Linked DNA regions of Homo sapiens: all the other regions are linked to region 1. Evidence: chromatin loops called from intact Hi-C (ENCODE). Cell type or tissue: natural killer cell. All regions are shown on one strand. Links, peaks and the distances in the headings refer to the core of each region. The heading gives the core; the rest is flanking DNA.

What was found. Hi-C counts contacts between places; a loop is a spot of excess contacts. Peaks named below come from ENCODE experiments on the same cell type or tissue, not always from the same donor. Only the 100,000 strongest peaks of a DNase experiment are listed, where the experiment ranks them.
Region 2: it touches region 1 in a loop (7-fold over the local background); 10 of 110 quality-filtered maps call a loop at or near these places.
Region 3: it touches region 1 in a loop (2.2-fold over the local background); 2 of 110 quality-filtered maps call a loop at or near these places.

What each region holds. Positions count from the first base shown.
Region 1 is chr2:144,318,847-144,330,121 of GRCh38, reverse strand. All of the region lies in intron 1 of QTMAN (queuosine-tRNA mannosyltransferase), which reads left to right. Among named protein-coding and RNA genes, the nearest start is that of QTMAN, 8.0 kb to the left of the region's middle. RefSeq lists a silencer at 6,020-6,069. In natural killer cell, for the core only: no CTCF peak of the experiment used is centred there; DNase peaks (open chromatin) are centred at 4,791, 5,231, 6,001 and 9,391; H3K27ac peaks cover 2,158 bases.
Region 2 is chr2:144,179,800-144,191,074 of GRCh38, reverse strand. All of the region lies in intron 4 of QTMAN (queuosine-tRNA mannosyltransferase), which reads left to right. Among named protein-coding and RNA genes, the nearest start is that of QTMAN, 150 kb to the left of the region's middle. In natural killer cell, for the core only: no CTCF peak of the experiment used is centred there; a DNase peak (open chromatin) is centred at 7,124; H3K4me3 peaks cover 526 bases; H3K27ac peaks cover 1,147 bases.
Region 3 is chr2:144,210,828-144,222,102 of GRCh38, reverse strand. It overlaps QTMAN (queuosine-tRNA mannosyltransferase), which reads left to right. Exons shown (of 12, transcript NM_001376312.2): 3 at 10,524-10,588. Among named protein-coding and RNA genes, the nearest start is that of QTMAN, 120 kb to the left of the region's middle. In natural killer cell, for the core only: no CTCF peak of the experiment used is centred there; a DNase peak (open chromatin) is centred at 5,642; H3K27ac peaks cover 853 bases.

The DNA.
Region 1 (11,275 bases), core at 1,736-9,735:
CTATCACATGTAATAATCTAATTCCAGCACGCCCAATCTCGCATTTCAAAGTGGACCTCAAGTGCATGAGTCCTGAAGTTCTTGCTGTGGTGCGATGAATTTTTTACATCCCAGAGTACAGTGTTTAGTGTAGACATTTAGTAAATACTTGTTGGCCTGTGCGCACTTTCCTGGTAGGCGCTTCGTGAAAGTTCGGCTATGTCCTACTCATCTGTGTATACCTGTTATCATGTGTAGTGGGTACTCTTTAAATGCTTATGATCTTGTTGGGCTTAATCTAATTTTTGAAGGTAGCAGAGTGCCTGGAAGTCCTGAATCATGATATAGTAAACTTGAACTAACTCAGTTCCTTTTTTGTGTTGAACCAGGTACGCTGTTAGGTTGAATTCCAATATTGAAAGAGGTAGCAGGTGTCAGATACTTTAGAAAAATTGGGAGAAGAAACTTCACACTGCTAATTTTGTTCTGTAACTTATGTTAGTCACTCTGATATTGGGAAAGAACATTATTTTAGTAATAGAACACCTTAGGTGAGCTAAAATAATACAATGTTTCCATGAGAGCAAAGTGTGACAACCTGAATTGAGTGACCCTCTGACTGTTACCATAGGCCACGTTTTACAATTTTGGTTTTATTTTATAAGGATATGTTTTTCAGCATATAGACCTTTATAAGGAACGTAACTTTACTTCAGAGTTTGGACTACCTTGGCAAATTGTCCCAAATGATATTTTAAATAGTTTTAGGTTGTATTTGATATGTTATGCTTCTTGTTGGTATTACATGAAGAACACTGTGTATTCTTTTACTTATATTCTTACCTCTTCTTTTTTTTTTAATATCAGAATAATAGCATGTTTTTTATTTTTATTTTTTTTTGAGGCAGAGTCACACTCTGTCACCCGGGCTGGATTGCAATGGTGTGATAGCAGCTCACTGCAGCCTCCGCCTCTCTGGTTCAAGTGGTTTCCTGCCTCAGCCTCCTGAGTAGCTGGGATTACAGGAATGCGCCACCATGCCTAGGTAATATTTTTTGTGTTTTTAGTACTGATGGGGTTTCACCATGTTGGCCAAGCTGGTCTCGATCGCCCGCCTTGGCTTCCCAAAGTGTTGGGATTATAAACGTGAGCCTCTGTGCCCTGCCTGGTTATTTTTTAAAAAAAAACTGAGGAAAATTTTCAAGTATTTCTCTTGGAAGTACAAACCAACACTCCATTCTTTGAATCTCCGGAGTAAAATTTGGGCTGAGCAGATGCAGAGCCAATTCCATAGGCTGATTCCTAGTTGAACATGTAGAGTCATAGAGGTAATAGCTTTCATAGGGACGTCTTTGAACTACTTTCTTTTTTTTTCTTTCTACTAATATTACTGAAAGCAGTTGTACGGTAGAGTAGGATGGTGTTTAATTTATAGGAAGCAAATCAGCTCACATCTGTAATTGCTGGTTCTGATGTCAGTCCTAGTCTGCCTGGCCTACTCACTGCCAGATCAGTTTCTTCTATTCAGACCGAAGATATTTTAAGACCTCTGTCACCTACAACGGGAAGGATCTGGAATTATTCTGGTGCCCTGAGCATCCATTGCTCACAAAGGTATGCTGTCTCACTATATCCTTTGGATGTACTCAGTTTGCCTGCAAGATTTTCATTTTTAAAGCACTTTTCTCATAAGGAGTTTTGAAATAATGACAAACACCTTAACTAAGTGTGTGTGAGGCATCTAGAATATTTCAAAATAGTTATAGATGGAGTTAGGATATAGAATCAGACAATTAGTAAGAATATCTAGTGCTTTTCCCCTATGCTGTGTAGGATCACACAAGTCATTTAAACAGACGATAATTTTTTTTGAGTGTTTAAAAAATAACCAGAGCCAGATGTGGTGGCTCATGCTTGTAATCTCAGCACTTTGGGAGGCCAAGACTGGTGGATCACCTGAGGTAAGGAGTTCGAGACCAACATGGCCAACATGGTGAAACCCCATCTCTACTAAAAATACAAAAATTAACCGGGCATGGTGGCACGTGCCTGCATTCCCAGCTACTCGGAGGCTGAGGCAGGAGAATGGCTTGAACCTGGGCGGTGGAGGTTGCAGTGAGCCGAGATGGCACCACTGCACGCCGGCCTGGGTGACAGAGTGGGACTCCATCTCCAAAATAAATAAATAAATAAATAACCAGAGAAGCAATTCCACAGTCTTTTCTTAGTAACTTATAAATAGTCCATAGAATTTATGTTTCTTGGGTGGTTTATTTTTGTATTCCAGGTCCTTTGTGGAACTGGAACCTTGTCTTAAGCATGTTTAGGCATCCTAACAGCTTGATCTCCCTCTCCTTGCTATCTCCCCTACCTTTAGGGGGCTGGGACCTATTCTTATCCATAGGTAGGTGGTTGGGGTCTTGCAGAGCCAAGATCCTGTGATACTGTTTTCTGGACTCACATCACCAGATTGACCCTTTAGATACTGAGATCTAGGCTCCATGGCTGCTATAATTTGAACTTTTTTGAGGGTCAGCTTTTCATTTGCATGAGGGACTCTAGGACACCCTGGATTCATCCAGTCATGAGTTAGAACGCCTTTCCTGACTAGCCAGCTGTTGGATTCTTTGCTTTCTTAGTGGAGACACTTAAGGATGTCTCCCATAAATCGGTGATTTTTATGCAGTTCAATGGTAGCTCGTTATTTTTCAAGTGTTTAATTTTCTGCCTTTTTCTTCTCTTAGTTTTGAGCTTTCATTTGTTCAGGTATTGGGGTTCTCACCACCCCGTGTTTAGGTTCTATTAATTTGCTGGAGTGACAGAACTCAGGGAAACACATTTACTTGTTTATTATAATGGATATTGCAAAGGCAAACAGATGAAGAGACGTGTGGGGTGGGGTATGGGGGAAGGGGTGCAGACCTTCCATGTGATCTCTGAGTGCATCTCTCTCCAGGAACCTCCATGTGTTCAGTTACCTGGAAGCTCTCTGAACTCAGTTCTTTTGGGTTTTTGTGAAAACTTTATGACAGCATTCCTTCCTCCAGGGTATAGAATGGGATCCTCTGTGGGTTGGGGGCAGGGCGTGTCTGTCTTGGGGCAGGAGAAGGTCAGAGGCTTTCCCTGAGGCCTAACACACCCACGTCGTAGCAAAAGACTGGATCAAGGGCTGTGGTAGTTATGAGCCAGGAACCATGCATGGAATCTTCCTCTCTCTCTCATCTTGCTCTCTCTCTGTGTGGTATATATAAAATAACATCACAGGTATCTATTACACATTCCTCAAGCAAGGTCATTATCTGTCTTTACATCTAGATCATGTGTACCCCAGGGTTGGAACTGAATCTGTCCAGTTCCCTGGAGGTGTCCTTAGCACTCAGTACATATAGCAGGTGATACATATAGATTAGATATAAATTTCTCCCAACAATAAGTTCTGTTATCAGTGTGGGAAGCCAGTGTTCATATAGAAGTTTAAAATTAATTCAAGAAGCTTAGACGTTTCATTGCCATCGTTAGTACTGGAGAGTCTGTGTTTTTTTTTTTTTTTTTTTTTGAGATGGAGTCTCACTCTGTTGCCCAGGCTGGAGTGCAGTGGCGCAATCTCGGCTCACTGCAAGCTCCACCTCCCGGGTTCACGCCATTCTCCTGCCTCAGCCTCCCGAGTAGCTGGGACTACAGGCACCCACCACCATGCCCGGCTTATTTTTTGTAGTTTTAGTAGAGACGGGGTTTCACCGTGTTAGCCAGGATGGTCTCAATCTACTGACCTCATGATCCGCCCGCCTCACCCTCCCAAAGTGCTGGGATTACAGGCGTGAGCCACCGTTCCTGGCTGAGTCTGTGTATTTTAAATTGTAGGCATATCCATGTAAAAAATGGCATCAGTCACCTGACAGGACATTTAATTAAGAAGAAAAGTTATATAATTTTCACTATGTTGCCTTGTAAGGCATTGGAGATTTCAGTTTTTCATGAATTTGATTAATATGTATATATTTCTTACAATTAGTTTTATTATGAAGAAGTGAGTTTAATGGCCCTATTTTTGTTCATTAGTAATTGTATACTAAAGAGTAAATTCTCATTAAAAGGCCTTTAAATGCCTGCTCATAAAGAAGACAGACCTCTGATTTTGTTCTCTATACAATCCCAGTTATTGTTTTGAGGCAAGTCATCAAACTCTTTAGTAGTCTAAACCTTTAATTTGGTTTCAGAACAGTAGTCATGTATTGAACACCCAAATTACCATGTCTGTAACAAGTAATGCAAACACTCCGTATTAAAAATGCAATGACTGCAACTGTTTTTGTAAAATTTCTTGTGCTAATTTTTTAAAGAGGACTTTTGAATTAAGTTTCTCATGAAGGCCAAAATCTTATACTTTTAATGGTAGTGGAGTGTGTGTATATGTGTAGAGGCGAGGGGGTGGTAATTTTTGCAGTGGTATTTTTAAGTGGACAGTTTACTAATTATGTTGAGGTAAACACTTTACAACTCTAAAAGGAAAACTTCAATTATCTGAATGAAATGAGGTACATGAAATTAATTCAGATAAGTGGGGGAATCTTTGGTGTAAATGATGCATGTCAAGGTACATGACCTCAATCTTGATTTTTTTTTTTTCCTTTTTTCTTTTTCTATATATCTGTTAGCTGCTTACGAGATTGTGATTCTTTTAGGTCATGTTAGGAATCATTGATGGGGGAGGCAAAGTTGCTCTATAGTTTTGTTTTTTCTTTGCTACACAGGAATCCAGAGTGTGGTATTCTGTGACGAGTATAATTGCTCATCTCTCCCCTGCACTGCCTGCTGTTTTAGGTGGTACACCACAGCCTTCCATTTTGTCACCTTCCTGTCAAAAGTGTGTGTGACTCCTTAAGAATACAAGTTGTTTGAAATTAAAGCCACACTCCTCTGTCCAATCTCAAGATGTTTATAATTCCTAAAAGTTGAGTTACAGCAGGTTATAAAAGATATGGGATTGAGGTAGATGAACCGTGATTCCTTCTCTGTCCTCCTTTGGGTTTAAATATTAAGCAGCTATCTTGTAGTGTAGGCCCTTAAAATAGAAACAAAGGGTTGGGGCATGATGCCTAGCCTTTATAGATCCTAACTTGAAATGAAAATTTTATGGATTGATTAGAGTTTTAGGAGAATGATTATCTGCTGCAAATTACTAAGGTTTGCAGCATTCCTGGGCTCCTGGCATCTGAAAGCTATTGTATAATCTGTGGAGAGCCTGTTAGGTGTGATGACGTTTGTCTTCTAGGCTTTTTTTTTTTTTTTAAATGGAAGCAAGCATGTCTCAGCCACAGAGATGTGTACTGACACCTTATAAGTGAATTTACTTTTTTCTTTACTCAAAGCACCTGAAAACATGGCTCTTTATTTTCAGTGTGCACCAGCTTCCTTTTCACCTCTTGGTCTTTAAGATACAAGGTGATTCATATCTTGATTACCTTGGGTAGGTGGGTATGATATCAGCAAGCTCTGTGTCCGGACCTTGTGAGCAATTCCTAGGTCATTGCCTGAGGCCTTCTTAAATATATGCAGGTAATGTGACTGCAGATTTTGGGTTTCACAGTCAGTCCAGATTGATTTTGACTCTGGGCCATTTATGAGCAGCAAGCCTTTGCGGGGAGTTAGTAACTGCTCCGAGTTTCAGTTTTCTCCTATCTGATGGGGGGGATTAGTCTTTTTTAGTGTTATCTTTTTTTTAGTAACTTAGTTGTATTAATCTGTTGTCGTATTCAAATGGTGTGAATTAATGAACTATCTAGAGCATATCATTTTAAAAGGAAGTAGGTTTTGTACTATTTAAAGACAGAGGTAATCAAATTAGTAAAAATCTTTCCAAATAGAGGTCTTACTCAATTGACTTTAAAACTGTATAAGACTCTTGTAGTTATCAGTTTATTTATATACAAATAATACACTCCTGCGTGGTATAGCAAGGCAGAGTATGTATTGTATTCTGTAGTCAGACAGACTTGTATTGGATGATTCATCACTTTCCACTTCGGTAACCTTGGGCAGGATACTTTACCTATTTGATTCAAAGTTTTAGTCTGTAAAACTACTAATGAAGATTTAAAGAATAGAGATGTAAAGAACAATAAAGGGTAATAAGGACAATAAAAAGGTGGTTGTGAAGACTTAAGAGGAAGGTATGCAAAATGCTTGGTTATGCCTGAACCCAATAAATACTGATAGTTGCTGTTGTGACCTTGGACAAGTAACTTCACCTTTCTTCATCACAGGTTTCCTTATCTGTAGCATAAGTATACAGCTAACTAATAGGTTTAGGGTGAGGATTAAATGAGATAATACATGTAAGTGCTCACTAAATATTAATTGCTGTTGTTATATAAACAAATTAGACCAATTTTTGAGTTCAAGAATTCATACACATATTTAGTATATTTATTATATGGGGGATATTCACTGTGGATTTGGGGATGGTGACTTATTCATAGCTTTTAGTGTTTCCTTAAGATAACAGTTCACAAATTGTGGCGTACAAATCCCTAGGGATCACTGAGACCCTTTCAGGAGTGTCCATGAGGTAAAAACCATTATCATAGTAACGCTAACTTTTTGCCTTTTCTACTGCTTTGACATTTGCCCTGCTGTTGTAAAAGCAATGATCGATGAAACTAAGCATTCTAGAAATTAAATGGCAGTAAGACCCAACTGTACCTAGTAATCATGGTATTCTTCACAGCTGTGCATTCACAGAAAAAAAGAAAAAGCCACTTTCACTTAAGAATGTCCTTGAAGAAGTGATAACAATTGCTAATTGATTAAATTTTGACCCTTAAGCATACTTTGTTTTAATATTTGCTGTGATGAGATACGAAATGTGCAAAAAGCATTTCTGCTGCATATCCAGAGTACATTGCCTGTCTAGAGGAAAAATCCATATGTGATTTTTCTTTTTGAGTTGCTAGTGAAACTAGCCAAATTTTGCATGAAGCATCATTTTTACTTGAAAGAATGAATACCAAACTGTGACTATTTAGACTTAGAAATTTGGCAGTCATTTTCTTGAAAATGAACAAAGTGAGCCTGTCACTTCAAGGAAAACAACTGACAGTTTGTTGCCAATGATAAAATTCAAACTTTCAAGTGAAAATTAAAATTTTAGAAAGCTTGTGTTACCTGCTGTGCTATTGTCAGCTTCCCAGTACTTAAAAGATTTTCCTGATGAGATGATGGGTGGTGATTTTTATGAATGTGAGTTTTTGCTATTATATGATGAATTGTGTCAAGATTTGTAATATCTGTATAACTCAGTGAGCCAATATTTTCAAAGGGACCAGTGTTACAAAATTATGGGTGAAAGATCTTTTCAAAAAGCAAGTAACAGAATACAAAGAGTTCATATATATGAGATTCCATATTTCGACTAACCCTTAAGAAACTCCTACTTGTCAAGTTTTGGTGTAGTATCAAAAAAGAACATCTACAATTATCTGAATGGGCTATTAATACATGTGCTTCCGTTTCACTACATATTTGTGTGAGGCCATTTTTTTTTTCATGTTGCTCAATCAAAACAACATAGCACAACAGATTGAATGTAGACACCAATATGAGAATCCAGCTGTTTTCTATTAAGCTAGGCATGAAAGAAATTTGCAAAGCTTTTATAACAACATAATTTTCACACAAAGCTTTTTTGTTTTTGAAAGCTTTTTTCTGTTTTGAAAACATTTTGTTTTCCTAAAATGTATTGTCTTATTACATATGTTATCTTACTAAGTTTTTAAAATAAATTGATAAATACTTAAACTTTTTCTCATTTAATTTCTAATACGGTGAATGTTGATCATTACAAGCCACATAAACAAAAGCTCTTGGGAGTATTCACTAATTTTTAAGAACACAAAGTGGTCCTGACTAAAGAGATTGAAAACTCTTTCTTTAAGGAAAGAAGGCCAGATTCATCAAATGAACAAAGTTCTGAAGTTTTAATCATTTGGGTATTCCTTTGGAATATGGACTTAACATGCCTCTAGTTTCTTTTTCTGGTTATAAGAATGTATCAGTGGACTACTGTGACATTTTCCAAATATTCAGAGGGTAAGAAGGTTTTTGTTTTTAAAATGGATGCTACCTATGTGGTTGCCATACCAAATTGAGATACAGTTAATGGTCATTCTTGTCAGCCTGTTCACACTTGATACCACTCTATTGGTTGTGAGGTATACCTGTGGTTTTGGAGCTGTTCACCATGGCAGATTACTTCAGGGTTGTAGTGACTCTCACTTTACAGAAGAGGCAGGAGGATTGCTTAAGCCCAGGAATTCGAGTCCAGCCTGGTCAACATAGCCAGACCCCATCTCTACAAAAAATTTAAAAAAAAAATTAGCCCGGTGTGGTAGTGTACACCTGTAGTCCCAGCTACTTGGGAGGTTGAAGTGGGAGGATTTCTTGAGCCCAGGAATTTGAGGCTGCAGTGAGCTATGATTGTGCTGCTGTATTCAGCCTGGGTGACAGAGTGAGACTCTGTCTCTTAATCAAATAAACAAATAATAAACCAATTTTCTTTGAAGTCCATACGCTAATCCGTCCTGACATTTTTAAAGCTATTTTCTAGTACCGTCAATCTACAATTTATGACTGCGTTTGTGAATTAACTATCTGCAACAATGTAATATGAATTACAGATGGGTTCTGTAGTGCCATTAATAGTATGAGTGTTTCAGCCTCATTATGGACTAATTAACATCTTTTTGTGTGGAATTATACTTTTGACTTCTAGAAATCTAGCCAAACACATTCCTCCATTGCAGTCCAGCAGTGGCAGGAAACTCTTCTTTTTCCCTCACAACAGAAACAGGGTTGTTAAAGCTTTAGTGACAGCAAGAGAGGCGTTTTGAAGCAATGCTCAAGAGACACAGATATCTTGGGCATCCCACGTGGGTGGTGGGTGATAGGTAACGCTTTCAGATGAAGCAAGTATAGAAACTTTGGGCCAACTAGCAGTGTTGGAGGGAAAAAACGGATATTCTGGATACTACTTGGTTGTGGGGGGTGATATATTCTCTTTTGGAGCAGATGCTAAAACATAAGAGATGTTTTAAGTTGGGTGTTTCTAAGTTGGGAAATCCATCTATATAGATAAAATTTTCTTGGTCTCTTGTTATATGAACTGAACTCAAATAACAAAAAGACAGGCCAGTTGGGAATGTTGAACAAGTCTTTGGCCAGAAGTTTCAATGTAAAATGAAAGTGATGAACTTCAGGGGCAATCATAACCAGGAGGAACAGTGGAAGCCAAGAGGAGTGTTGGAATATGCAGACTGTTCACAAGGTGCCCAAAACAAATCCACCATGCAGGATGGCTGTTAGAGCAGGCATAGAACTGATGATCAGCTGGCATAGTTCAAAGAATGCCGTGACTCAGCCCCTTGCCCACATGTCTTTGGCAGGAAATACTGCCAGACTAGACTGATGTCTAGTACAGGAAGTCCATTACAGAGAATGGTTGATATAAAGCAGAAATTCAGAACCAGGAGAGTTTGGGGACATGGAGCAGGCCAAAGTTGGAGAACTGGAATTTGACCTGAAGGTGAGCTCCTTGTCCTCTTCCTGCCCAAAGTCAATATTAACCCCTTGGATTGAGGCAAAACTGAGCCAAAAGGGAGACCAAAGTGACTAGAGCTGTCTGCATTGTAGTAACAGGTCTGGCCAAACAAATACTTGTTAGTTGAATGGATAGAAGTAAGACAGGGAAACATTATAGTCTTTCCACTTAGGTTCTTCATGTGACATACACTAGGTATCATGTTACCTACTCACCAAAAAAATAATTTAGGCCAGGGGTTTGCAAACTTCTCCTTGGAAGGACCAGGCAGTAACTATTTTAGTCTTTATGGACCCTATGGACTCTGTTGCACCTACTCAAGTTGGCCACTATAGCCTGAAAGTAGCTGTAGAAGCATACCTAAATGAAAGAATATAGCCATGTTCCAATAAAGCCTTATTTATGGAAGTGGAAATTTAGCTTCATATAATCTTCACATGTCACAAAATATTAGTCTTCTTAAAAAATCTGGTTTTTCAACCATTTACAAATATAAACCCATTCTTAGATCATAGATATACAAGAACAGGTTGCATGCCGGATTTTAGTGCCCAGGCAATAGTTTGTTGACCCTTTTCAGGCAAATAAATTACTATCAGTCATGATGCTGAAAGCTTAGCAGTGCTGAAATAGATGTTTTATAGGACGATGCTGTTGGTGACACTGTCTTATTTTATAGGTGACACTGATGATAAAAATCCATCCAAGAATTTATATGTGACATCTGCAGCAGGTTCAAATCTCTCAGCTATGAGACAAACTGGATACTTCCTAAGGATTGCCATCTATTATGCACAGAGAGCCAAAATCCGTTACTGAAATTGTCTGGGTGAGCCGCCTGCTGGGTCCAGTGATGCACTGGTAGACAAAGGAGTTGAAAAAGAAGTGTGGCATATTCTTTGGATGACTGGCAGAGTGTGACACCAGTATGGCACCAAGCCCTACTATGATTCCAAGGACTTCAGGACTAAAAATATATATATATATAAATGAAAAAAAATTTTGGTGGTATTGGTTGGTGTGGTTGAAGTAAATTTGAGCTTTACTTGGGGAATGTGTATTATATTATCATTCCATAATGTAATTCCTTTGGTAATCAAGCTTTAAAGATCTTATATCTATGAAACTCATATAGTTATCACCTTTTAGTATTGGGTTATCTCACTGTAAGGGAAATACAGTAAAGAAAAACATCTGTTGACTAAAAGGGTTAATTTCAGGACTATGATTTTCATGTGGAAGTGTTTGCCTGGAGGATTCTTGAAATTTTGCCTTCATCTAGAGTATTTAAAATGTTTCTATTTGCAAAAAGCTATTATACTCAGAATTTTCTAGGAAAACATCCTTTTCAGTGGACTCTTCAATAGTAAAGAGTCACACTGTATGGTGTTAGTGTCCATAGAACAGTTGAATTCATAAATTAATATTTTTAGACCTATCAACTAAATTAAATTCACTTAAAATGATTTGGCAAGCAGGTATGAACTGAAAATAAACCTATGTATTTTTGTTTTTTAGAAGTATTGAATCAGAAGAAATTGGAACATCAAAGTATTCTCTGAACCAAATTGATGTTTTATTTGGTTGAGAGTCCTTACTTTTGGTATACTATTTATACCAGTAATAGAGTATTTGAAAGCAGTGCTGGGAAATGAGGTGCATGGATTCTCTCAATGTTGAATCCCATTTTTTTCCCTCAGT
Region 2 (11,275 bases), core at 2,282-10,281, 140 kb after region 1:
CATTGGCAGAGAAGCTCTGGTTTGAGGAATATAAATGCAGCAGGAAAAATGGTTTCATTAGACACGAACTTTCTATGCAGTGTTAAAACTCAGTGCCTTTCTGGAAATGTAAGGATTTTGATGTGAAAAGAGGACAGTGGAGGAACATAGTGGTTTTATAATGGGGGTCTAGCTGTTGACTTGCCAATGATGCAAATTTACATGGTCTGCTTTGTAGGAACAGTGTATCACAGTTTCTTTTCAGGTTGTATTGCTTGACCTTTGTAGCGCTTTTGAAGGTTTTCCACCATCCCTTAGAATCATACCCTCCTAAGTCTTCCTTTGTAACTTAGATTTTTACTATACTCCTTCTACATCATTAAAAATTTTGCTTTTATCATTGAATATTTCTTGGAAATGATATCGATTTTACCGAATTGTTATTTAGGCATCAGTGATTATTAGAGACTTATTGTATAATCCCAGCTAAGATAAAGTCCCCTTTTTTGTTGTTGTTTGATATGTTATAAAAGGCACTTGGTTTCCTTTGCTTCAGCCATCTCCCAGCAATTTTCATGAGTAAAAGCATTTTAGATATCACCTTGATTCAGTTATCAAAAGATTTCAGTGACAGCCAGTTATTTTTCTAATAAATAAATTCTTATTCACATAGTTAAAGCATGACTACCTGGTCCTTTCCTCAGGATAGTCCTATCCATTGTAAGTATATTTTTTTATTTTCTGGTTAATATAACTTGCTTATTGGAGGTACATCAAGTTTCCTGTTGTGATTTGAACGAGTGAGCAAGGACATTATGGGAAACTTTAACCATATACAAAATAGAGGGAACAGATAATGAACCTTTTTACCTTTTAACAAGTGTAAATAAATAGCCAATCTTGATTTATCAGAACTCTGCCTAGTTGTTTTCCACCCCAGATTAGATTGAAGCAAATTCTAGACATTCCATTCATGGCTCTATATATTATATTGAATACCAATAAAAGATAAAATTTCTTTAAAAATAAAACATAATTGTAATATCATTACCACCCTGATAAAACCCCAAGTAATTCCTTAATGTTATGAAGTATATCCAATGTTAAAATACATTTACTATAAAATACTAAATGAATAATAAGACCCTATTATGCAGTGAAGAAAAGAGAAGGTGGCCAGGCATGGTGGCTCACACCTGTAATCCCAGCACTTTGGGAGGCTGAGTTGGGTGGATCACCTGAGGTCAGGAGTTCATGACCAGCATGGCCAACATGGTGAAACCCCATCTCTACTAAAAATACAAAAAAATTAGCCAGACCTGGTGGCGAGTGCCTGTAATCCCAGCTACTTGGGAGGCTGAGGCGGGAGAATTGCTTGAACCCGGGAGGCGGAGGTTGCAGGGAGCCGAGATCGCACCGCTGGACTCCAGCAGCCTCGGTGACAGAGTGAAACTCTGTCTCAGAGAAAAAAAAAAGAAAAAGAAAAGAGAAGGCAGTCTCCCAGGGAACAGAACATACTTATAATGTCCTGTAGGCAACGGTTGCTCAATAAAAGCGACCAATTGCCCAGAGCTGAAGTATGGTGCTGCTTATTTGAGAAATTATTAATCAGTGTTCTTTTAGTGGCTCAATATCTTTAATGCTCTGTAGTCACTTAGTTGTTATTCTTCCATCTTACAGATTGCACTGTATTGAGTGAATGGTGGCCACTGAATGGCACAGAGCAAACCCTGTGTACTGCCTTAGGGGATAGCCCTGCCCTGCAGGAGGGCCTTGGGCATCAGTATTTATATTTAAATACTCTGCATAAGTGGGGCACAGTGGTGCACACTTGTAATCCCAGTTACTTGGGAGGCTCAGACTAGGGGATTGCTTGAGCTCAGGAGTCTAGACCAGCCTGGGCAACATATCCAGACCTTGTCTCAAAATGCATATATGTATGCATACACACATATATGTACCCTGCAGGTCTTTCTAATGTGCATCCAAGGTTGAGAATATTGTCTAAAGTGTACAGTCTGGGCCTAGTACAAATAATAGTATTATCTGTTTCATTTTACCTTCACCAGTTGTAGATTGTAAGTATAAATATAACTAATAATTCTGTTTGTTTTGTTTTACTTGCCGGCTATTTCCTTTCCTCTTGTTTTGCTACTTTGAAGGGATAATTATAGTAGTATGAAACATTTTGTCCACATAGAAGCTTATTGAAGAGGTTAAATGTTCTTGCTAATTAAAGAAAACACTAATTGGACAGATTGTTGTTTTATATTAGTAATTTTCATTATTTTTTAATCAGAGCTAAAAATATTTTTAAAAGAATGCTATTTTATACTTATTTTTCTCATTATTTGAGGGATTTAAATATTCAGATGAAATTTATTTTTGAGATAGTTGATCATGCTTTGGTCTCTAGGTGCGACAGAGACAAGATATAATTATTTTTTTGAAGTGTCAGAAAGTTTTATAATTCTCAATCCCTATCCATGCCTTACCTATCACTAAAATGTCCATCACCCATCCATCCATCCATCCTTCCATCAGTCCATCCATCCATCCATCCATCCATCCATCCATCCATCCATCCGATTGCAAAAGGACTCAGCATAATGTCATTAATTTTCTTTGCACTCTTGCATGGCTGATTAGTTTGTTAAATCTCACTTTTTAGGAAAAGAAACTGATATGTTCAAAAGTCAGTTGGTTTCTCTATTTTCAAAGGGGAAATTAGTGGTAGATGGTTAAGATGTAGTCTGTGTTTTATCCCGTTCAAAGGCACTACTTTTCAATGTTGTGAAAGCTTAAATTAAAAAAAAAAATTGGTGCTACTTGTCTTTTAGTTTCACTAAGAGAACATATTTCTTGGAGTTCTTCTAATAATTTTTTTATTTGCCTGGCTATCTCTTCTTGCACTGATTTGACCATCTGTATTAGTTTCCTAAGGGTGCTGTAACACCAGAATTTATTCTCTCACAGTTCTGAGGCCAGAAGTCCAATATCAGGGCCAGCAGGGCCACACTCCCTCTGAGGCTCTAGGGATGAATCCTTCCTTGCCTCTTTCTGGCTTCTTGTGGCTCCTCCAAATCCTTGACATTCTTTTTGGCTTGTAAGCTGCATCACTCCAGTCTCTACCTCTGTTGTCACATGACCTTCCTCTGTGTGTGTGTGTCCTTTTTTATAAGGAAAAACATCATTGGATTTAGGGCCCACACTAATCTAGCATGACCTCATCTAAATTTGATTAAATCAGCACAGACATTTTGAATGGGGTCACATTCACAGGTACTATGGGTTAGGACTTGCATGTATCTTTTTGGGGGATACATTTCAACCCACTACATCATCATCATCCCAGAATTCAGTGTAATATGCCTGTCATTTTCTGTGCCTTCAGTTTTTGTTGTTACCGTTAAATAAAGGACTCTGTCTGGTATCATCATGTATAAATAATAAGCTGTAAAATAGTCATTAATTCTGAAACCAGAAGACGCTGTAAGATATTTTATCTTCAGTTTGTCAATAAGGCAATTGTTAGGGTTTGAGTTTGTACCCATCAAAACTCATGTTGAAATTAGATCCCCAATGTGGTAGCGTGGAAAGTGGGCCTCAGTGGGAGGTGTTTAGGTCATGGGGCTGGATGGCTCATGAGTAGCTTGGTGCCATATTGGAGTAAGTGAGTTCTGGCTCTCGCAAGACTGGATTAGTTCCTGTGGAAATGAATTAGTTTTGGAAAGAGCAGGTTGTTAAAAGGCCAGGATGCTTCTTCGGTTTTATTTCTTCACTCGTGTCTGATTCTTCTTTGACCTCAGCCATGTTATGTCACCAGAAGCCAGGGCCATGCCCTTATATTTTCTAGCTTGCAGAACCATGAGCTAAATAAACTTCTGTTCTTTAAAAATTATTCAGTCTCAGGTATTCTGTTACAGCAACAAAAAACAGACAAGACAACCACAAAGTGGTATCAGTGACTTGACAATAATCACGTAGATGATTGTCCACAGAGTAGTATGAATAAGGTGTTATTTGTCTGCTATTATATAATATTTTCTGTGATGTCACTTTGTTTTTTCTTATTAAGATTAAGCATCTTAAGATATTAATACCTGACACTAAGATGACATGACAAATATTAACACAGTTATGGCTTTAGAGTTATTCTAATCAAACTGCTGTCATTTTGCAGCTGAGGAAAGGGAGGTCTTGAGAGGTTAAGTGAGTTACTGAAAAGGAGAGTTAGGTGATGACATTTCTGGGTGGATTTTGAGTGTTTGGTATTGAATTCTATAACATGAACCTAATGTGGCAAATTTGATATTACCTAGAGGACACTGAAGAAAATCAATAACAGGTTTGAAAATAAATACTGAAAGAATTTGAAATAATTTAAACACAAAAGTAAAGGATGACTAAATTAATAATATTTTTCTCTTACCACTGAAGGCAAATAGAAACAGGCTCAATCATCAAGCAGATTCTGCTTTGTTTTTCAGCTAGAAAGTGTGACAGTGGGACTGTTGAGAATTGTCATGGAGAATTTGAAGAGGAATGAACTCTTATCCAAAACAAAACGAAAATAAAACCCACATACATCTATGTATTAGTTTTGTCTTACCTGGAAATTTCAAATTTTAAAAAACCCATTAGTTTGCATATTTATTTCCAGTCTACATTATTACTTCCTCCTCAGAATGCAAATCTAATTTACAGGGAGGGACTTCCACCCTCTACAACATAATCTCTGAAATCTTTGAACTTGTGGCTCTTCAGTGCCTGATTTTTATATCTGTTTCTCTTATAAAACAGGGCATGATGTAACTAATGGCTTTCAAATCTCTGACCTTCAGATTGTAGCATAATATTCCTACCTCAGACTTCCTATAGATGGATTAAGGTGTGTACCTCTAATAGGATCCTTGATATCTTTCAAGAGATGAAGGCAGAAGGAGAAACTCAGTATTCCTAGTAGATATATTGACCCATACTCTTCTGGGCATTGTCCTGGCTTCAGTTACCTGATGGACTGTCTAGCTGTAAATGAATACCATGTCTCAACTGATCTGAATCATCCTGTTGGGTAGCTTCTGCACTGACTTTTCTTCATTTGCCAGTTGCTCTGTTATTATACAGGCAAACATACATTGCCTGCCTGCCATTTGTGTACGACTTTATAATCTTTTCTACAAACTATCTTTCCTATGTCTATAGCTTTCCTTTTTGACAAATTTAAGCAATTTCTGCTCATTGATTTTTGTTTTATTTTGTTTAAAAATAATCTAACTTCTTTTCTCCTACAGACTTTTACAAGCTATCTAAAAACAAAACAGAAAACAGCTAACTCCTGCTTGCTAGTGGCTGTACATCCAATTGCCTTCCTTGGCTTGGAAAGGAAGACAGTTGTCACTCAGAAAGTCCTGTTGCATCTCGTCAGAAATTCTTAACCAGCCCTTGTTTAAAATTTCAAGGCAGTAGCTCTCGAGACTTCAAAGAAGATTATGGTTACTAGTACTCTTTCTGGTTATCAAACATGGTAATCTTTGCCTATATTTAGGATAAATTAAGGAAGAAGTAGACGTTGATGAATTAATATGGGCCAATTCAAAATAACAAGTGCATCAGCTTTCCAGCTGGTGCGTCCAATGGAACGTTAGAGAACCTCTGCATTACTGAAATCTACTTCTTAGAGGGTAGCATTGAGTTGCTGTTAAAATCATAACTAACTAAGAGTTATGCAGACCCACAGTAGATGACTGTGAAACATAGGAGAACAGATCCTTGTATGGCCTAATGTAGTTACCCTCAGTGTTGCCATTTAGTAGCTATAAGGTTTTGGAGAAATTGCTTAACTTTTCTGAGCTTCAGTTTTCTTGTCTTTTAAAATGGGACTAATAATACCTACCTTACAGTATTATTGTGAAGGTGAAGTTAATCCAAATGAGATAATATATTTTTGGAGCCTGACATAGTGGCTGGCACAATGTGAGTGCCTCATAAATAGTGCAATATTTTTTCTGTTTGTATAGCACTGTGTAATTTTCTCACATACCGTATCATTTGATCTTTCAAATTAAGAAGTGGTCAGGAAAGATGGTAAGAGTTTGGTAATAGCACCTTTTTTACAGTTGAAAAAGCTAAGTTTCAGAGTGGTAAGTCCCGTATCATATAGCTATTTACGGTTAGGTTTTCTGATTCCTCATCTAGAGCATTAGACTTTTCCCTCCTTTATTTAAACTCTTATTTTTAAAATTTACTTATTTAAGCTTCTAACTATATAGGTATATGGAGTTATACCTATATAGGGAGCCAGTGCTTTAATAGAATTCCTGATGCCCTCATCCCTGTATGCAAATGAAATAACAGATACTTAAAGGGCTTTGGAAAATAATTTTAAGTGCTAAGGAAACATAAAATTGAATGATTTTTTTGGTTAATTTATTATATTTAGTCCCTTCTGTAATTGGTAGTAAATTGGAAGCATCTAAAAAAAATCATTTCCAAAAAGGAAAAGAAATACTTCCTATAGCCATTTTTCCACTCTCATTACTGTATTAACCGTGTTCAAATATTCTTTTAATAGAAAATTCCATATTGTTTCTAAGCCTTTTGTTGAAGAATTCCTAAGCATTATAGCTCCTTATTTTTTTGTTGGAGGAACTAATTTTATTAACGTGGCAATGAAACTGACACTTAAGGAATTATGAGCAAATATTGTAGCATTTGCTAGATTATCTTTCTTTTAAGCTCTCTAAAAGAAAATATTTCTCATAATTGTTAACACTTGTAGAAAATCTTGTGAAAAAAATAGATGGAAAGTATTCCACTCTTCTGCCATACCTGGCTATTAAAAAAAGAAGGATTGGCCCACTTATATTCAGTATAGTGCATGTTTGACTTGCTCTACCTCCATGTACTTCCCTCAGTGTAAAGAACTTAGGCAGGTGTTATTAATAAAAAAAAATAATAAAAAACTCCTATTTTAAATAAGGATGCTATTCTCCCAGCTTTGAAGCTCACACATACTCTCTAACTTATCCCAGCTTTTGCTCATCTGGTCTTTAAATGTCTCCTTTCATGTGGTCAGCCCACGAGCCGTGCGTATTGCCGCTCAATCACGCCACTGTACGTAGCCATCATGAGGGTGGTTTGCATGATTTGCATTTCCTGTACTGTTTGAGCTTCAATGAGCTCTAAGCGCCACGTATGAGGAAACCACTGCCAAGTAATGCAATGATTTTAGTCAAACCAGATGAGTGTGTGCTAGAGTCAGGCTACCAAGTTGGTTGGGGGTGGGGAGGTGTTGTTAGGATATCCTGTTAAAAAAGGATTCTTCAAGATGTCCGCACATGCAGGATGTGAATTCCTTAACAAATCTGGCCATGTAATGTAAGAAAGTTACATTTGGGAAGATAAGACTAAAAGGCTAGATGAATAACCGTGTATATGTTGCTCTTAAAAAATTCAGCCCTATAGATTTTAGTATGATGCTTTAATGTGATTATTTATTGTGACAATAATAGATTTTGATGACATTAAATTTCTAGCCATATAGAATGAAATTTAGTCAGAATTAAATTAAATACATTGATTACATGTCCCCTTGTCCTGTAAAAGAAAGCTTGTATTTTATTAAAAAATGATTGATGAAAACTGTTGGACAAGTATTACAGAAATGGCATAGTAGTGGGCCAATGAATAGCTACTAAAGTGGAGAAGGAAAAAAAACATGTACCAGATACTAGTCTTCATGAAAAACATAGACAGATGGGGAGACAGACCTATATGATGCCACAAATAGATGAATATCTTGTAAGGATTTCAAACAAATGTTGAAAGATCCAGTGAAATTTTAAAAGTTGGTTTAAAAGTATATCTTATGCTTATAAACATAGTGTATTTATTCTGCTCACCTGAAACCCAACCTCTAAATTGTTAATAAAATATTGTATCAATATTAACCAAAAAGAGTGTAGGCTGAAACTATATCTAAACTCAGAAATATTAAAATGAATCTCACTAATAAGAGGGACTAATTTTTCTTAGGCTTCTTAGACTCAGATATGATATTATAATGCTTACAAGAAAACCTTCTATAGAAATCTTTTAAAGTATTGCTTAATAATTGTTTCAAATATTTCCTGTTCTTATGTATGGACAATTGAAGAATATTCTCTTTTCTCATATTTTATATATATATATAATATATATATATATAAAATATATATATAATATATATATATTATATATAAAATATATATATAATATATATATATTATATATATAATATATATATTATATATATAATATATATATATAATGTACCTGATAACTTGCTGTGGATGCTACTCAATAGTCTTTAGTACTAGTTCACCTGATTACAGCCTACTAACTAATCAGTGCCTATCAGGCATGCCCTGCAGCACTTTTAAGGTATTCCTTTTTTTTTTTTTTTTTTTTTGAGACGGAGTCTCACTGTGTTGTCCAGCCTGGAGTGCAATGGTGCGATCTTGGCTCACTGCAAACTCCGCCTCCCTGGTTCAAGTGATTCTCCTGCCTCAGCCTCCCAAGTAGGTGGGATTACAGATGTGCACCGCCATGCCTGACTAATTTCTTTTGTATTTTTAGTAGAGACAGAGTTTCACCATGTTGGCCAGGCTGGTCTTGTACTCTTGACCTCAGATGATCCACACACTTCGGCCTCCCAAAGTGCTGGGATTACAGGCTTGAGCCACAATGCCCGTCCACTTCTAAGGTATTCTAAAGAGGAAGCTTTTAAGTCACACATACCTACTGAGGAAATTGTTCTATAATTATCTATTTTAAGAAAAGGTAGACAATTTATATGGATTAAAAAACTATGTATTATTATATCTACACTAAAATGGTTTTGCATGTTGAATGTACCATGTAGTCAATTTAAGTCTGAGAATATTTTTCATTGTGCTGTGGACTGAAATGTTAAAGGCCAGTTTTTACTTTTTTTTTATTCTCTTTTATTTCCTAGTTTCCACTTTTAACATTTATTGAATTTTAATGTATGACTTAACCCTTACATAATGCTAAGTTTGGCACTTTTGGGTTGTTGCTAGCTTATCTGCCATGGGAGATCTTGGGCCACAGAGCGCTTTTTTCAGAGTCTGAATTTGAAGGAGGGCATATTTGACCCACAGAGCTCTTCATGTGTTTAATTGGATATGTTCACTAATGCTATTAGAATGTTGCATTTTAAATAATGTAATGTCATAACTGTCACATAAGTTATTTTTTATTTATTGATTGATTTTTATTTTTGAGATAGGGTGTCACTCTGTTGCCCAGGCTAGAGTGCAGTGGCATGATCTAAGCTCACTGCGGCCTCCATCTCCCGGGCTCAACTGATCCTCCTTCCTCAGCCTCCCAAGAAGCTGACACTACAGGCATGCACCACCACACCCAGCTCATTTTTGTATTTTTAGCGGAGATGAAGTTTCACCATGTTGCCCAGGTTCTCGAACTCCTGGGCTCAAAGTGATTCACACACCTCAGTATTTCAAAGTGCTGAGATTACAGGCATGAGACACCATGCCTGGCCAAGTTATTAAAATTATTATTTCTTACCAGTTAAATTAGTTTTAAGAACATTGAGCTTATTAGTGATCTTAGTTTTATGTAAATACATTTGAATAATGAATAATATTGTACCAACTTTTCTTTGAACATTTTTCTTGGTTACTTAGTTCCTAAAAAACTAGTATTTGAATCTAAAACTAAATTGTATTTTTAGATGCTTAATCCCGTGGGGGAAAGGAACACATTTTGCATTAGTTGTCTTTAATTTATTAAATAATTCTGTAATGCACTGTGTGCATAGATCATGAAAACCACTGGCACATATTTTTCTGACTTCACAACATAAGCTGGACTCCTGTTGCAGTCCCAGCAAATGTGTTTATAAAGATTCCAGCAGTAATAGTCTTGTGACTAAATAAGAAACAGAAGCTAAAGCTTAGAGCCAAACAGATACCTATCTGTTTCCTTGAGTTTAATCTGATTAAAACATGGGTCTCAAAAACATTAAATACAATGTCATGTCAGAGAGGTGGTATATGATAAATATAGCTCATGACAGGAAATGGTTATTAAATCAGTATTACTAGTGAATCTGTTATGGAAATTTCCCTTTAATTTAGTTTAAGTTCCCCCATTTGTCACCTCCAGTACATCACTATAGTTTTCTGTTTTAATGATAAATATGTTATTTTCTGTTGAATGAAAGACAATTTTTCTACTTTATCATACATTTGCTATCACTGATCAAACACTTCATACATGAACTACCTCCTCACTTTAACTAGGAAAACCAATATACGGACTAAAAGAGAATCCATACTAGTCATTGGCCAATGGGACCTAAATACAACAAACTTAAAGGCAGCAGCCACCTGGCCCTTATCAAAGGTACAAGCAGTTTTTTAAAAATGTGAAACACATCAACTTGATCAAACTTAAAATTATTGGATTTAAAATTGTAATTATTTGACACAAAAATTTTGAGAACTTCCTATTTAGCTTCATCAAAAATACCATCTTTACTGTTTGAGGAAATAGGGAAAAAGTGTTAGTAAGTATAATACACATATATTGGTAGCTAAACTCTGAATACTCTAATTTTTTTTAACAGTTCAGAAAGCATTTTTTAAAGGAGAAATATTTTTACAAAGCAAGAAGATTATTTGGCTGACTTACATTAATGAAACATTTTGGCACATGTGAAAGATTTCATCGAGCTATTACAACCACTCCCAAAAAATCTTGGTTTCCATTTAAAATGTCACCAATGTGGAAAAAATACCATCAATCAAATTGCGTATCTTTTAACTGAAGAGGAAAAAAAAAGTAAAGAAAAAATGAAACAAACAGTGAGCGTTCAGTGCATTTTTGGCTTCCCTTAAGGAATTCTGACTTAGGTATGGTCATTTATCTGTGGCCTTAAGATTACCTGTTTTTTCTGTTTGTTCCACTGTATGTTTTCATCTTCATTGGAATACATCTACTGAGTAATGTTCCTAACTTCATGCTCCACTAGCCAAACACTGGGAATGTTACAGTTCTTGTGAATGAGAACAGTAAAAGAAATTATTTTCCCAAAGAAACATAGGGATACACCTTTACAACAACAAACTACAAAATTCCATATGACATTATTCTTCTTGCTTTAAAATTATTCTTAAGAACTTGGTAGAAACAAAGACCTTCTTCACAGGAAACTTAAGTACTAAGTCCATCTTAGGAGTTTTATCCAGGAAACCTGTATGCAAGTTGC
Region 3 (11,275 bases), core at 1,245-9,244, 110 kb after region 1:
GGGTGACAGAGCAAGACTCCGTCTCAAAAAAAAAACAAAAAACTTTGAGTTTATATTTTACTTCTTCATGTTCCATTTCAAAACTGTAAGTACCAAAATAATTATTTTAGTTTCTAACATACTGTCAAAGTACAGCCTCAGATTCCTTATATGTAAGTAGAGACTTTGATCAGTTTACAACTATTTAATAAACAAGTACATTTTAAGATTGAGAATTACTTTTAGTTCATATATTACTTAAACAAGCAGTATTTGCAAACTAAATGATGCTGTTTTGAATCGCTATAGCACTATTAGTTTTAACCCTTGTCGATTAGTTTTTAAATGAATTTCCTTATAGCAATAGTAGTTATAATAATTTGAAAAACACTTGCAAGCTCCTGGAAGGGAGGACGCCTTCAGTAATTGGGAAGTAGTTTGTTATATCAAACAATTTGGCCTCCTTCCCTAAAGTTAAGAAAAATGTTGTAGCTTCTTTTAATTGAAGTTGAAACATATTCAATGAAGATAACTTGAAGAATAAAATGAAGCACAAAGAGGAAAACAAAATGATTCCCAGTTTTACCTCAAATGATCATTTATGTTTGCGTGTGTGCATGTACTCTTTCTCTCGTATTATGATATATTCATTTCATAATATGTTTTTATATATTCATTTCATGCAGTCATGCAATAGTGTAAACATTTTCCCATGGCAATATATATTCATTATATTTTTTGATCATTAATCATTTAATCATGAGATCCCTTTTTGTAGGATATTTTGATTGTTTTTAATTGGGGGAAAGACTGCAGTAAAGATTTTTGGTAACTTCCAGGGTTAATCCTTAAAAGTGGTATTGCTGAATCAAAAGATATGCATAGTTTTCAAGCTTTTTGTATTATGATGAAAAGTGATAGAATATTCTAATACTTTAAAGCAAAGCTAACCATATGTATTAGTCGATTGGGTAGCAGCTTTCAGTCTACATTTTGGAGACATGAGAACAGTCCTTTTTTAATTCACAAACTATTCTTTGCATCTACTGTACAGATGGTTGAAATTTCACTATCACCTGTTGTTCTCTTGTAACATACAAGTACTCCTGGGAGAGGTAACACATTGTACCCCAGCAGGCATTTACTCCAAAAAATATGATGTGGTTTATCTGATATTTTAAATTTAATTCTTGCAAGTGAAGTTTGGAAACAAGGTGGGTACATTGAACAAGGGTAATGCAAGAGGATAATAGGATACTTCAATTCTATCAAGATCAATTCAACAACTATTATAGAAAATAGAGGATATTATATGCCTAGTTTTAGTAGTTTGAGTTATAAATTCTCTCTAAAATAATTCAGGCTGTTTGTTAACTGTGAATGCTGATTAATCCAGTAGACAGACTAATGATCCCATATATGGTGTATATATGTGCTGGAGAGAGATGCAAGGGGGAATTAACTAACTCCTAAGTAACTTTACTCTGTTTGAAAACACTGTTTGCAAAGTGTGAAATTACTTTAAGAGATGGTGAGGATGCAGTGTGCAGCTTTGGGTAGTTTGTAAGGAATACTCTGGCTATAGGGTCTCTGCTTCATTAGACAAAATATTTGTATCATTGGAATGTCTCCTTGAAAAACCAGTTGATAAAGAGATAGGCAAGGCCACTAAATAGATAAAAGTCACAGTGCTTGTTCCAGTCAGGAAACTTCAAGCTGTTGATATGGGAAAGCCCGTGCTTCCTCTGCAGAAACTTTGGACAATAGTAGACCTTCTAGAAATTATACACAGTTGTCTATGTATACCTTTTCTTTATTTAATAGTTTCAATCCTAAATATCTTCAGGATTAAAAAAAAATCCCAATCTATTATTAACAGACTGACTCTTTTTCTTATAATAGTGGGTAGCTAATAATATGCCTCTTGTGATATTTAAAAATAGTGATACAGCTCTCATTACCACATCTATTAGTCCCAGATTTACTCAGCCCTGGTCTAAACTGGGTTTCTGAGCTTTTTAAACTTTAGCATTAAAGATCTCTAGACTCTGTCCAGTTTTTCTGGTGTTGCCTTTGTAAACTGTCAGCACGTGTCTTAAACTATTAGCAAATCAGAAGATTATTAAAAATATATATAGTGACTAGAAAAAGAACTCCTTCAAAAAATAAATAGAAGAAAATGTACTTTTACTGAATACTTTGAATACCTATCTGTATTCATGTAGAATGTTGGAGATGAGAGCAGTATCAATAAATATGTTAACTGATGCAGCTTTTATTTTATTGTAAATTTATTTTTTCTGAGACAGGGTCTCACTCTGTCACCCAGGCTGGAGTGCAGTGGCATGATTTCGGCTCACTGCAACCTCCACCTCCCAGGCTCAAGAGATCCTCCTACCTCAGCCTTCCAAGTAGCTGGGACAACAGGCATGTGCCACCACACCCAGCTAATTATTTGTATTTTTGTAGAGACGGGGGTTTTGCTATGTTGCCCAGGCTGCTCTCAAACTCCTGGACTCAAGCAATCCGCCTACCTTGGCCTCCCAAAGTGCTGGGATTACAGGCATGAGCCATTGTGCCTGGTCTGATACAGCTTTAAAACATGGTTTTGTTGATTTGGATGTTAAAGGACAGTTTCTAATACTGGCTTCACCTCACACTTCCTAACACTATTTAAAAAGTCTGTTACTGTAGGCCGGGCACAGTGGCTTACGCCTGTAATCCCAGCACTTTGGGAGGCCGAGATGGGTGGATCACCTGAGGTCAGGAGTTCGAGACCAGCCTGGCCAACATGGTGAAATCCCGTCTCTACTAAAAACACAAAAATTAGCCAAGCATGGTGGTGCGTGCCTGCAATCCCAGCTACTTGGGAGGGTGAGGCAGCAGAATCACTTGAACCTAGTAGGTGGAGGTTGCAGTGAGCCGAGATGGTGCCATTGCACTCCAGCCTGGGCAACAAGAGTGAAACTCCATCTCAAAAGAAGAAGAAGAATTAAAAAAAAGGTCTGTTACTGCAAAGTGATTTTTCACTGATATAAAATGAATATTAAAAACATCAAATGTGTCTAAGGTTGATCCATTTAAGGATATCTATTTCTAGTTCTTCAGTCTCTTATGGAAATTCCTCTTTCTTCTCCCAAATGTTTACCTGATATTCTTTCACCTCCTGAGATGCTAGGATTTTGCTTTTTTTTTTTTTTTTTTTTTTAGATACTTTCCCTCATAGATAAATCAAATTGAATTGTGAGATTATGGCCTTTTCATTTTTCATTAGAAGTGACTAAATCCAGTCTAAATCCAGTACCTTATACTCAGTGACATTTATTTCATCTCATCAAGGGAATGCCACCCATGTTTGCTTGTGTTACTGTACTTCAAATAGGACGTTGAGAATATTTGTATGTTAGAGTAACACTGCTATTTCTGTTTCAAAATTAACTGAAAATGTGTCTCCCACTTGGGGAGGGAAACTTCTCAATAACTTTTGTAGTTAATATGGATTAAGTTATTAAAACATGTTTGAGTATTCTTAATCAGTATAGTTAAGAATATGTTAGTCATCTTATTTTAAACTCATTTGGTGTGTATATTTATAATTACCCTGCACAAACTCAGTCTGAGTTAAATGTTGGCATAGAAGCCAGTGTAGGGTAGCAAGATAATGTTTCTGTCCAATAAAAAATGCCAGTGTAATGATTAAGCCAGTGGACTCCTTCCAGGTCATAGACATGATTATTTTTGAATTAAACATTCTTGTAGACTCCAGTCAGGTTGGGGAAGATGCTTTGCCATGGCATGGAACATAGTTTCTAAATCCCTCAGCAGGGCAGACAATTTTCCTTAGATTGAGGGGTGAAATTTTAAATAGAATTAGATGCCACCTATTATATTTACATGGTAATACAATCTGTACATAAAATTCTGCCTATGAGAGTAAATAGTAATGAGTGATAGGAAGAAGTAATTTTTTATGTCTGATAATAGTACAACTCTTGAATGAATTAGGAAGAAATCGTCACGGCCATTGCTAAAGGGTTTTACGGTTCATTGACTCAACACACATTTATTGAACACTTTCTGTTTGCTGAGTGCTAGAGATAACAATGGTAAGCAAAACAGACCTAGTCAAGTGTCTCCGTGGAACTTAATGTCCAGTGGAGATATTGACATTAAATAATTACTTGTATAAATATATCCTACGTGTGATAAGTACACAGAAATACTACAGATTGTTTTGTCAAGAGAACCTTGACTTTGCTTGATGGTAACAGTAGTAAATTTTTGAGCTAGACTGAATGCGGCTACGTGGCTGACTTCTTCACCTTCTACTCCAAACCTTTATTGGCATGTGAATCTTCAGTATTGTTTTTTTTTCCCCCTCCAGTCCTAGTTCTTAAGACCTATTATTCTATCAAAAAGGTGACTGTCCAGTGCTGAGGGGTAAAGAATAAGGGTTATATCTTCAGAGGAGTTATGATTATGTTGGACTCTGGGAGGAATCCCAAGAGATTCTAACAAAAAAATTGAAGTATTTCACTATATGATATTCAGTTACTTATATTATTGATGTCTTGGTTTTACAAGTGAGGAGGCATTATTAAATATTGTATGCAATTAATATATTAATTTATAGTGACATTTATATTCCACAAGCATATAAAACATATACCGTGTTATATATATATCATTTAAATATTAATAATTATTAAACATTTTTATTTAATCCTAAAACTCAAAGACTAGAAAATGGAGGGTTTTTTTTAACTTATATTGTATCCTGTGCCTGCAGTGAAGTATAATGGGATGCCATGTGAATATGGAGTTGGAAGACCTGGATTTTAGTCTTGCTGTCACTTACTCTATGATGCCGATATTCTTTATATTTTGTATTCTGTAAAAGAAAAGTGGTTCAACAATGGTATCAGCACTCCTTGCACCTATTATTCTGAACACACCTTGACTTCTCTGCTTGGGCATTCGTATCCGAATGGGTCAGGGAGCCCAGTTTTCTCCCACTGAGCTGGTTTACAGCCCATTTCAAGAAGGTGGAAGACTTCTGGAGAAAAGCCATCTTTGAGAAGGAAATACATTATTCATCTTGTCAAACTTTTATAAAAAGAATAATTGTTGGCAGAAAGTATTTAAAAATGTCTTTTTTTCTTCTCTGTTAAATAAAAGCCTAATTACTAAATGTGGAATGGGCTCTCTAGATTGATGGTGAGGGAATTGGCTTCTTATCCTACTTCCACTTCTCAAATTAAACTAGGATGATAATAGATCAAACAGAATAAGAAACTGCAGATGATTTTCAAAATTTATGAAATTTACAAATATTCTCTTAGGCCATTAAATGCACTTTGGCCTAGAATTCAATTGCTTATTCTGTTTCTCCCATCTCTTTAATCGGTGTTACTTCTCTTGTATTGGTAGGTTAAAATAAACACATATCTATATGGAAAAAATTATTATTTCCCATAAATTCTGCTTCTGTCAACAATAAAAAAGAATCAGTATTTGAAAGAGAACATAATAAAATGTGTCCAGATATACTTGCTGCTTGATTTAGTTTAGACTTCAGGAATAATAGGAAATCATTAGTATCAAGTACAGTGCTGTCTGACACTTGTTGCTGAGAACCTGTGTTAAGTGAAACCAGTGTTACTTTCAAGGCAGAAGAAAGCAACTTCCTGTGTCCCCCTGATTTTCACTTCAGCTCCAGAAAAACCTAGTTTGTCTGCTGTGTGTCAGGTCCTGAGACAACTTTCAGGAAAATAATAGCATAGCTCCCAGTTTTCAGATTTTCACAGCTGCATGCAGAAGCAGAACGTGTGACTACAGTGAAACAAGTATAATTCTACTATACAGAGTATAAAGGAAGTCATATTTAGGAGGAGTTCAGGGAAAGGCTTCATAGAAATGGTGATTCATGAGCAGAAATTTTAACAAAAGTTCATTAGTTGAACAGAGAGAGAAGGCTGATGGAGGTGAGATAAATGTGTGAAGTTATAAGAGTCTAAAACAGCTCTGGGAGTGTGGGTGTTTGGTATTGCTACCAAGTAGAGTCTGGGGAAGTTGGGGAAAAGGAATTGAAGTGGGAGAAGGCCAAATGTGGCTGTAGTGAAGAGAAAGGAAGGGGCCAGGAAATGAGTCTTAATTGCCATGTGTTGGGCCTTGGATTTTACCCTTAGGTGATTTAAGGTTTTTGAGCATGTCATTTTATGGTCACATTTCCATTTTGGAAAGATTATTTGTGATTAGCTTAAGGAGAATGGTGTGGTGGGAACAAGATTGTATGGTAGCATGGAGACCTACTTAAAAGGGCAATGCGATACTTTAAATGAGTGGTGAGATGATATTCCAGTGCAAAACTTTCTATTGATTCATAAATATGCTGCCACATTTGTGAATGTTGGCAAATTAAAAATATTTGTAGTATTCAGTAGAACGAATTCATTGCTGCTTTTATAGTTTGAAATCATTCATGGAATTAATAGCATTAAAAAATTGAAAGAGGGTTAATATTTTGTCAGTGGAATTAAACCACTCAGCTTCTCACAGAAAGAAAAATCTTGTAATTTTTTAATATAATGTGGAATATAACCTCACAATAATATATTGAACTTTTAATATATACTTATCCAGTTATTTGTGGAAATTGTGCATATTTGAAAACAAGTACATGACGTGCTTAGTACATGCTAAGTACTCAGTAACTATTTGCTGAGTTTGCATTTGATGCTTGTGGAGTTTTAACCAAGACACTTTACTAATTCAAGTCCTGGAATAAGTTACTAATATATGTGTGTGTGTGTGTATATATATATATGTGTGTGTGTGTGTGTGTGTGTGTATATATATATATTTTTTTTTTTTTAAAAAATAAAGACAGGACCTCACTCTGTCACTCAGGCTGGAATACAGTAGCACAATCATGGCTCACTGTAACTTCAAACTCCTGGGCTCAAGTGATTCTCTTGCCTTAGCCTCTGGAGAAGCTAGCATTATAGGCACACACTACCACACTCAGCTAATTTTTAAAATTTTTTGTAGAGATGGAGCCTCACAACAGCCCAGGCTGGTTTCAAACTCCTTGGTTCAAGCAGTTCTCCTACCTCAGCCTCCCAAAGTGCTAGGATTACAGGCATGAGCCAGTGCACCCAGCCATGACTGATACTTTTAAGCAGAAAGTTGAATTCCAAACCAACAAAAAAAGAAATGTTTTTTAGGGAAAATTAAATTATCACAAATACATATAAGATGCTAACTTTGCAAAGAGCATATATTTAAAAGATCATTGCAATTCATATAATTGGAAAAGCACATTTGAAAATAGCTTTAAATTTTCTCACAGAAAGTATGGCGTATGAGTTTTCCTACCAAATCTTGGTTTCGATGCATGAATTCTCAGTTCTTAGTCTCTACAACAAGACACAAAAATCAGAGGAAGAGATTAGCATATCCATGGCATTGAGGGGGGTATACATTATTAGCTTACCACATCTTTGTCAGTTTGAACCCAGAATTAAAGCGAAATGTTGCTATTTAAGTACATATGGTAGTACACAACTACAACATAAATATTAGACTGTATGTCTCCTAACCAAATAATGGAATAATGATCAGTATCCATCAAGTGTTAGTTATCTGCAGTTCAGACTAATGCTCCGGAAGCAGATTCATTTCTATTAGCCAAACTTTGTTTAAATTTATGTAGAATATTTTCAGTGCATAGAGTTTTATGACTGCAAAATTATTACTTTGCATTTGATACCAGATTATATTTCAGTTTTTAGAGGTTATATTCAGGTTTTAGAGGTTAAGATGAATTTGCTATGCCTGATTTTTATAGAAGAATTTAAAAAAATAACTTTTTTGTAGAATATATTTATCTTGTCTCTTTTTTCCCATATGATAATTGATTGTAGTACATTACTTTGAGGAAAGTTGTTTAGCAAAATGTATTTTTACTTCACACTCTTAATAGATTCTGTTAGGGGAATCACTGGTCACATGTTTTAAAGCAGAGATCTTTTCATGCTTATTTTTACTATTTAATGAGATTTCAGGTATATTTTAACAACTTGGGGTTTCCGTGATGAATCATTAAAATAAGTGAGTGGGCTGGAAGGTAATACTAACTTTTCTCACCCCTGCCCTATTTTACTCTGCTGGGTTGTTGGTTGCTTTTTATATAGAACCTGGGTGTGTTGGTGGGTGGAGGTGCAGAAGGGAAGGAAGAGAAAGGGTCAGTAAGAAAATACCAGGTAAACTTGTGATGACCTACTGAGAAATACCGCTCAAGTTTCACTTTCCCCAAAGTAAACCATTTAGTGTTTAAGCCCATTGTTTTTTGCTTTAACAAGCTTAAGTTTCCAAATATTGCATATAGGTAAATCAAAACTATATTTTCAACAATTGATTGAAGTTTTAAGGTATCAAGCCATATGTGGATTAGCCTGTGGAATCAATTTCTCATGTGTGTGGGATCAAAACCGTTAAAACCATCATCACTGAAACTATACCTTCCTACAACTAACTAATAACAGAAAGGTGTCTATGGAATATATTAATACAACAATTCCTCTGATTTAAAATTATTACTGGGTGTTTGGTTGGAAAATGATTTGAATATTATAGGTAACTAAATTGACGTCATATATGAAAGCTAATTATAGGTTTCAGTGTGACTAAAATTTATTTTTTTAATTGACATGATATACTTAATATTTAGCATATACTTTTCAGTAAATCACTGGCATATTGCAGATTTTTAATATCTATACTGTTAAAAACATTTCAACTACCACAGCAGTTCTAAATGCTAAAGGAGGTAGACAAAAATGTAGTTCACCTTGAAAATGATCATGGCTTAGGGAATAAAGAAATTGGGTCAAGTCTAAAATAATTGCAGGTACAGTGACAAAAAGTTTTAATAAAAATTTAAAAATATTCATAGCGTTGGTTTCAGGCTACTTTTGTTCTCTGTGATCTTATCAATGCATTATTAGTTTTTAATTGGGATGATGCTAATGGTGATTTTTCATTTTGGTCAAAATGTTTGTATGAAATACTATTGATATTTTCACATTGTATCCCCTTTCGATTATGAATATGCATTTTTGAAAAGGTAGACAATTTTTAAATAGATCATTTTGACTTCTGGTGATCTTAAATAGAATTTGAAGTGGTATGAAATTTCTATGTCACAGCTATCACTTTGACTTATTTTATATTGCCAAATTTGATGTTTAGCATTTAACCATGTATCATTAAATCATAGTATTGATAATGAATTAAACTTTCAAAAAGCTTTAATAGTATAGTAGGTTTTCATTCATCTGGTGTCATTGGGGAATAAATTGTGCTGAAGAAGTGAGTTTTTCTTTAACTGAAGCTTGTTTAAGCAGAAAAACTTAAAAATTGATTAAAATTTATCTGAAATATTTTATATGCTCTTTCAGGGAGCAAGCATGGAGTGGCCATTTACTCTTTTCTTAATGTCATATAATACTATTCTGAGCGCCATGCAGAAAGGACATGGGTTTTCTGTTTGGTATTTGTTTTCCAAACTAAGTTTTTTGTTGTTTCTTCCTTTTAAAGTGCCACATCCCTAATTCGGGTATTCTTTCGTTGTTGTTTTTGTTGTTCTTGTTGTTGTTTTGAGATGGAGTTTTGCTCTTGTTGCTCAGGCTGGAGTGCAATGGTGTCATCTCGGCTCACTGCAACCTCTGCCTCCCAGGTTCAAGCAATTCTCCTGCTTCAGCCTCCCAAGTAGCTGGGATTACGGGCATGCCTCACCATGCCTGGCTAATTTTGTATTTTTCATAGAGACAGGCTTTCACCGTGTTGGCCAATCTGGTTTCGAACTCCTGACCTCAGGTGATCCACCTACCTCAACCTCCCAGCGTGCTGGGATTACAGGCGTGAGCCACCGTACCCAGCCTAATTCTGGTATTCGTGATCAGTTTAAATGTTTCATAATTTAAGGTTTCTGGTAGTACTTGTGATAATGCTTTAAGAGGTTCATAAACTCAGGCACCAATAGGAGACATTTGGCTCTCTGCCATCTTCTAGCAAACACTTGACCACAGCCTCCTTCTACAAAGGAAACCCTGTCCTTGGTTTGGAGTTAGCACTTTCAACAGTGAGGCCCTATTACTGCTGCTTCCAAGTACTCACTCCTTATTAGCCTTTGCTAGTGGTGCAAAAATGTCTGTATTCACCCTACATGCTTCTTCTGAACATCTGTAGTATCAAGGTGACCACTTGTAGCTTTCTTTGACTATTGCTGAAATGGGCAACTAGTATATTCCCTTTATATTTTAGCAAATTCCACCATAGCAGTGAAGTGGTTTTTTTTTTCTTTTTCTTTTTTCAACCTCATGCTTATTTGTTTCAAGCAGTTTTCTAAAACAAAACTCAAGCTCAGCCAAAGTATTTGAACTGTTCTTTAATGTGCTATATGCCATTTGGTTTGAATCATATATTTAAATACCAGCTTCTCCCCATTTACTTGTATCTAATAGGAATCATCTTTCTTCCAGATTGTGCTTCAAGAAGACCATAGGGAAGAACGCATTTTCATCTTGCTGCAAAAGTTGCAATAGAAGTAAGTGGGGGAACTGCCAGGATATGTCTGTCTCCACAAAACAAGCAGAACAAATTTCCGTGAATCAAAGCCACTAAGTATAGTTTTCAGAGATGGTAGGACATAGTTATTTTCCCTAGAAAAACACCCCAAATGCAGGCACACCCATTGGCCAGCAGAAAAAATGCTCACGTAAATGCTAGTTCAAACCTGTACATTTCACTCTTCTTACTGAGCTGTCAGAGGGGTGGAAATCTACTATAGCTATAATCTTTTTTTCCCCTTTTCTGTTTTTCAGCCTCCCACATGCTTAGTGTTCAGTTCTGCCTACTGAGCGTCTTGAATCTATAGGAGCATCTACATGTACTGCCTCCATAGTGGCTGATAATTTGCAGATAACTCGTGAACCAGACCCATAAGAAACATCATGATATGTACTTTAGATTAATCATGGAAAAGGACAAGATGATGAAGAATCAGAAAGCAGTTTTCTTTTCCAATATTTATATTGCTTTCTTTGAGGTTAGATGAGTGAGATATTCTTTAGAGTGGTTTATATCACATTTCATCACTTGGGGAAATAGGTCATTTTTACAAGAGCCTTTTAGAGACCTTTTAAGTACATACAGGGCATATATTTAATACACCTTAGCATTTCCTCTGAGTAAGTCAGAGGAAATAAAGCAAGATGGTAGATATCTACGATGT